2 separate regions of the Mus musculus genome follow, and region 1 is linked to region 2. Evidence: chromatin contacts called from ENCODE Hi-C or POLR2A ChIA-PET data. All regions are on one chromosome and are shown on one strand. Each heading gives the region's core, a stretch centred on a gene start or an enhancer-like site at or near the end of the contact. The rest is flanking DNA. Distances are from core to core; before and after follow the strand shown.

The links. A loop is a pair of places that touch in the nucleus more often than their neighbours do. ChIA-PET counts read pairs that join two places held with the same protein, here RNA polymerase II (POLR2A).
Region 1: a map of left cerebral cortex shows a loop between it and region 2 (2.6-fold over the local background). The contact joins the promoter of Ssh2 here to the enhancer-like site in region 2. A Hi-C loop is called at or near these places in 1 of 37 maps with a recorded cell type or tissue (left cerebral cortex). POLR2A ChIA-PET finds 5 or more read pairs at or near these places in 1 of 5 experiments (Patski).

Annotation. Positions count from the first base shown.
Region 1 is chr11:77,215,116-77,217,815 of GRCm38, reverse strand. Ssh2 (slingshot protein phosphatase 2) reads right to left here and starts at 1,391. Exons shown (of 15, transcript NM_177710.4): 1 at 1,301-1,391. The coding sequence starts at 1,363. It also overlaps a transcript of Efcab5 not described here.
Region 2 is chr11:77,172,576-77,175,275 of GRCm38, reverse strand. The region is part of intron 1 of Efcab5 (EF-hand calcium binding domain 5); the gene reads left to right. Among named protein-coding and RNA genes, the nearest start is that of Efcab5, 15 kb to the left of the region's middle. Within about 2 kb of position 1,301, at least 1 of the 3 ENCODE cell types and tissues checked has a DNase peak (open chromatin) inside an H3K27ac peak, as active enhancers do; it is left cerebral cortex, where a contact is called at or near this core.

The sequences.
Region 1 (2,700 bases), core at 142-2,641, 42 kb before region 2:
ACCATCACAAGGTGAATAGAGTAATTTCTTGAATTAGGGTAGTCATACAAAAACACACAAGAAAACTCACAAAGGAAGAAACTACCACAATATGCAACAAAATTTTGAAATTCAGGAAACTATATTGAAATCACAAGGCAACATGCTTTCAAGATATCAAACTCCTATCTCAGTTAACAAATATTAATGACCCAACTTTCTTTCATACAGTGGAAAGTCATGGTGTTCACTGAATGCCTCTTTGCAACTTGACACTACTAAATCTAATGTTAAAACTACAATTCTATATGAAATAGTTCTTCAATTGCTCATATTTTCATCTAGATGCCTGTTTTTTTTTTAAGACCCATTTTACCACACTGGTGCAATGCTAACACATGCTAGCAGGTATTCACAAATATGAAGCCCGAGACTAGAGCTATAAAGGAGTCATGGTGGAGGTGAAGGCATAGAAAAGCCCAGCAGAAAAAAAAATGCTAATTGATGAGTGTTTTCCTTCTGGAAACATGCTTTAGCGACACAGCATTTGAAGTCATGAACCATCCAAGCACAACCCATGAGCAAGAACGATCATGAGCAATGAGTGGAAGGCATAAATGTCTATAAGATGGAAATGAATTGGCACTGGTTATCAAGCAGCACCAGAAGCTTTGGGTTCTCACTGAGAAAGGTAGAAGTCCAAGAAGCAGAGATCACTGCCATCTTTTAAGGGTGGGAAGAAACCAGGGAGTAACTACCACCGAGCAGTCCAATGAAGCCTAAACTGTACGGAGCACAAGAGAGATGCCAGGGACTAGAGAAAGGCACACACAGGGCGAGACGGAAGAAGGATGCGCAGTGCACTGACTGGGTCCCTGAAACGGTGTGCGTAAAGGATATGGGTGTGGGTCGGGGGTAACCTAGGAGCCCACCCTTCCTCTCCCTGCAACAGAGCAACAGAGGGTAAAAGAAGGGGGGAGGGTGAAAAGCAAGAATGACTCATAGCCGAAAGGAAGTGCTCAAGCCATGGGAAGCATGCTACGGGAGATTTCTGAGCCAGCGCTGTGAGGGACTGGGTGCTCCGGGTGATGGAGGTTGGGGAAAAAACAAACAAACAAACAAACAAACAAACAAAAAACCCCAACGTCTGGCAGTCGCTGCTGCTCGCCGGTAAGATGAGGGTGTGGGGGGTTCGCAGCAGCCTGAGTGCCAAGGCCTGGGAAGAGGCGCGGCGCGTGCGCAGTGGCGTTCGGCGGGACCCGCTGAGGCAAAGCGGAGCCGCAGTGACAGAAGCTGGGAGCTGCCGCCTGGAGGGACTCACCGAGGCGCAAGGGCTGGAGGTGGTGCTGGGGGTAGGCGACCGCTGGACCGTGACCAAAGCCATCTAGGTGCTGCTGGGTTGTTCCGGGCAGGGCATTCTCGTCCTGAGTGTGGGGGGCGGGAGGGTGACGGAGCCGGGATGGGGGACGATGGGTGAGGCGTAGGGACGAGGGAAACGGAGAGGGAGATGAAGCCGCGGGAACGGCCTCGGGCTCCGCACCCACCACCGGACTCTCTCGCCTACTGACGCGCCGAACGGGCGGCGGGCGGGCAGGCGGGCGGTTCGGCAGCTGCGGGGCACAATGAGCGCTCCCAGTGCGCAGGCGCCACCTGTCAGCAACCGCCTCTCCCCTCGGCGCGCGCCGCCGCGGCGGCGTAACCCTTAAGTTGCCGGAAGCGGGCGGGCAGGCTGCGTGCGCCGCGCCTCGGGCCGCCGTCCCCTCCCGGGTCAGCTCTCGAGCCCTACTGCTGCCCCTGCGGCTCTGTCTGTCCCCGCTGCGCGGCGTGGGGCGAGCTGGCCAAGGAGCCCTGGAAGGCAGCCAGCCAACCGAGGGTCCTGATCTGGGGGTGGGGGTCGGTGGGAGAGCCGCTAATCCTCACTCCAGAAAGACAACCATTTTATGAGTGGGGCGCGCAACCTTAGAGAAAAACTGAGGCGAAAATCCTGAGGCGAACACGTTTTCTAGTGGAAAAGGGCTCCGCAGGTGCTATAGACGCTTTCTCTGGGCTAGACCCGGGAGACCAGCCCTCCTGCTTGGACCTGGCCCTCAAGAGGGCTCCGTCTTAATGAGCTTCCCCACCCTCCTCATCATAAAGGGCCTCAGGGTTAACGACCAGACTTTTCCTAAGAAAGATTTTTCCCCCCGGTGGTAAACACTGGAAACTTCGTAGTAGCCTCAGGCTTCCTTCCTCTACAACCTGCCTAAAGTCAGTCACTGTACCTGAGATGCTGAGGGAAGGGGCGGGCACAGAGAGCTGGACCCTGAGTTGGAAAGCTCCAACCTGCTATTTTTTTTTTAAAACCTCTCAATTGCTTCCTACTGTGAAGATCTCCACTAAACAAAGATCTTTTGATCATTGAGCTTTTTTTCTTTCCCCCATAAATTTGACTATTTCATAAATGCAAGTGAAAATGTAGAATTAAAATATTTTAAAGGAAGACATTTCTAAATGGTAAACTGCCAACATCAACCAAGCATGTAATGGAAAAATCAAGACTAAAAAGAAAAGGAAAAGTCACGCAGTGCAACCCGTTGATATATTTACACAGAGATAGTTGAGGGGATGAACTGGTAAATACCACCATCCATATCAAAGCTGTAGAAAACACTCACTTATGGACTCCAGTTTCTAAAGCCCACCTCTTTCTGTTTGTCACTCAAACAATCTTGGATCTCATTG
Region 2 (2,700 bases), core at 52-2,551:
CTTTTCTTCCTCGTCTTCTTCCTTCCTTTCCTCCTGCTCCTCCACCACCTCTACCTCCTTCTCTTCTTCCTTTCCCTCTGTTCTAACTCAGATCATCAAGCGTGCAAGGCAAGCTCTTTGCCAGCTGAGCTATCTTCCCATCCTGGGAGCTACACTTAGAATCCATTTGTAGGTTACATCTACTCTATACTACCCAAAGTTACAGTGTTGGATGGTATAGAATTCTGTTGGTTGGTGTAAGCATTCTCATAAAATAATACATGCAACAGAAATGTTATCCGTTCCCTGAAAGAATGACATGATCAATTTAAAATGCATTTGGATTATATTTGGAAGCTCATACGCAGTGTCCCTGAAGCACAAAGCTAGATTTTCTTTCTAAATATGGGCATCATGGTGTAGGAGAATCTGATGTCTCAGCTAAGACCCAAAGCATGTGGGAGACCTAGTCAGGCAAAACGAGGGGGAAAACATTTTGAGCAGATGAAAATGTGACAGGAAAGTAGCTTCGTGCATCTATTTTTGTGTTTTATGAGAGTCTGAAGACACTCAGTACTTACGATACTGTTCCAATCACTTGTGTGTTCTGCTGTCAGATGCTAAGCTTTATAATGGCAGAATACACAGTAACTGTCCAATAAATGCTTGTGTAATAAGTGAGCTCGGCTGACAGAGTGAATGAGCGGGTGCATAATGAGAACGCCAGCAGTAAGACACGGGGTAGAACAGAAAGCCATGCTGGAATGTAGATGGAAACTGGAGACATTCTGTACTGGGAGAAGAGAGAAAAGGGCAGTATGGGAAGAGGTGGGTGAGGAACAGCTGAAAGGCCCCGGAGGGTTGGCTGTGTTTAGAGGAACTTAGCCCTTCCTTCAAAACACTAATCAATTACTCTTTGAGAAGTTAATGCAAGACTCTTCTGCACTGTTAACCTGCTTCCCTGCTGCTGTCTTCAAACCTGAAAGTTTATTTTTGGTGGCTTCTATTCCTAGAGATTTACAGAGGTTTTGCATGGGCATAAAGCGCATCTTCCGTTCAGCACTTTCTTTTGGACCGTTAGAGGGATCTAATGTCCACATTCTCCGTGAAAGGGTTTTGTTTTTTTCCATCTCAAATCTGCAAGATTGCTTCAGTCTTTCCTCATTGGAAGATGAAAACCTATTCCAAATGTTGGACCTGCAAAGAAAAATTCCCTTCACACAGCTGTTTTTATTATTCTGAGCCATGTGATTTGATTTCAGTCAGCACAGTTTGGGGTTTGTTTCAAAGTTCTAACTGTGATGATTAACATAGGGACAATTGAAGCCTCCATTCTCTCTGCTCTCAGCCTGGTGATGCATCTCTGGCAGAGGACAATAGTCACTCTTGTACTCAGGACTTCAGCAGGGCGGCAGAAGCATTTGACTCCAGCTAGATTGCAGCAACAGGCTGAGATACGCTCCCAGGCATATTCCTCCAGTTTGGTCCAGAGCATTGGAATGACCTGGCGTGCTTCTTATAAGAACACTTCCCAGGCTTCTCTCGTAGTCTTGGGATCAGAGTACCTCTGGATGACTAATTTGTCCAGAGAAGAAGAAGGCTAAAGCTTCAGAGTTCAGAGCAGATGTGTAGGGAGGCCTCGATGTGTATTCTTGCTACTTCTTCTTGTAAAAGGCAAACAAAGACAAAACAAAGCCTATAAACCAAAAGGCCAAGAACCTATAAATTGACTAATTATACTTGTATATATTTATAGGGTACAATGTAATGTTAAGATTTATAAATAGGTAGCATAATTAAATCAAGCTAATTAACCGCTCTCACCTCAAATAATCATCAATCTTTATGGGGAGAACATTAGAAAGTTATACTCTTAGCAATTTTAAAATATGTAATATTCTATTATAAACTATACTATTGTGCAATGGGAACTTTTAAAAACCTATTCTTCCTTCTAATTAATGTCTTTTGTTCCCTTTGGCCATTATCGCCTCTGTCACCACCATGGTACTCTTGATTTCTATAAGTTTGGTTCTTTTATACTTTACTATGTAACTAATAACTGGTGGCATCTTTTTTCACATACCAGGTTTATTTCACTTAGCCTAATTCTCCAGTTCTATTCATGCTTCACAAAGAGTGGAATTCTGGGGTATTTTTTAAAGATACATAATAACCTATTGTGCTTATAGGCCAATATTTTCTTTGTTCATTCAGAAGTGATTCTGTATTTGGCTACCATGAATTGTGTGGCAATTAATATATGAATGCAAACTTCTTTTAACAAACCGATTTCAAGTCTTCTGGGGATATATCCAAAAGTAAGATTGCTGCATCTTTTTGGTAGTTACACGTCTATATTTTTCAGATGTCGCCACAGTCTTTCATAATTACTGTGTTAGTTAACATCCCCACCAATACTTCTTAAATATATTGTTTACTTAGGTAAAAAGTGAAGTAATAGTAGAAATTAGCCTAAGATGAGTGCTGAAGGAAGAAAGACAGTTCCAGGGTTTAAGTGAAGCCCTGGATTCTGCCATTGAACTATCTGAACCAAACCAAGGGTTTTTTTTTTTTTTTTTGTGTGTGTGTGTGTGTGTGTTTGTTTGTTTTTGTTTTTGTTTTTTGTTTTTTTGTTTTTTGTTTTGGTTTTTCGAGACAGGGTTTCTCTGTATAGCCCTGGCTGTCCTGGAACTCACTCTGTAGACCAGGCTGGCCTCA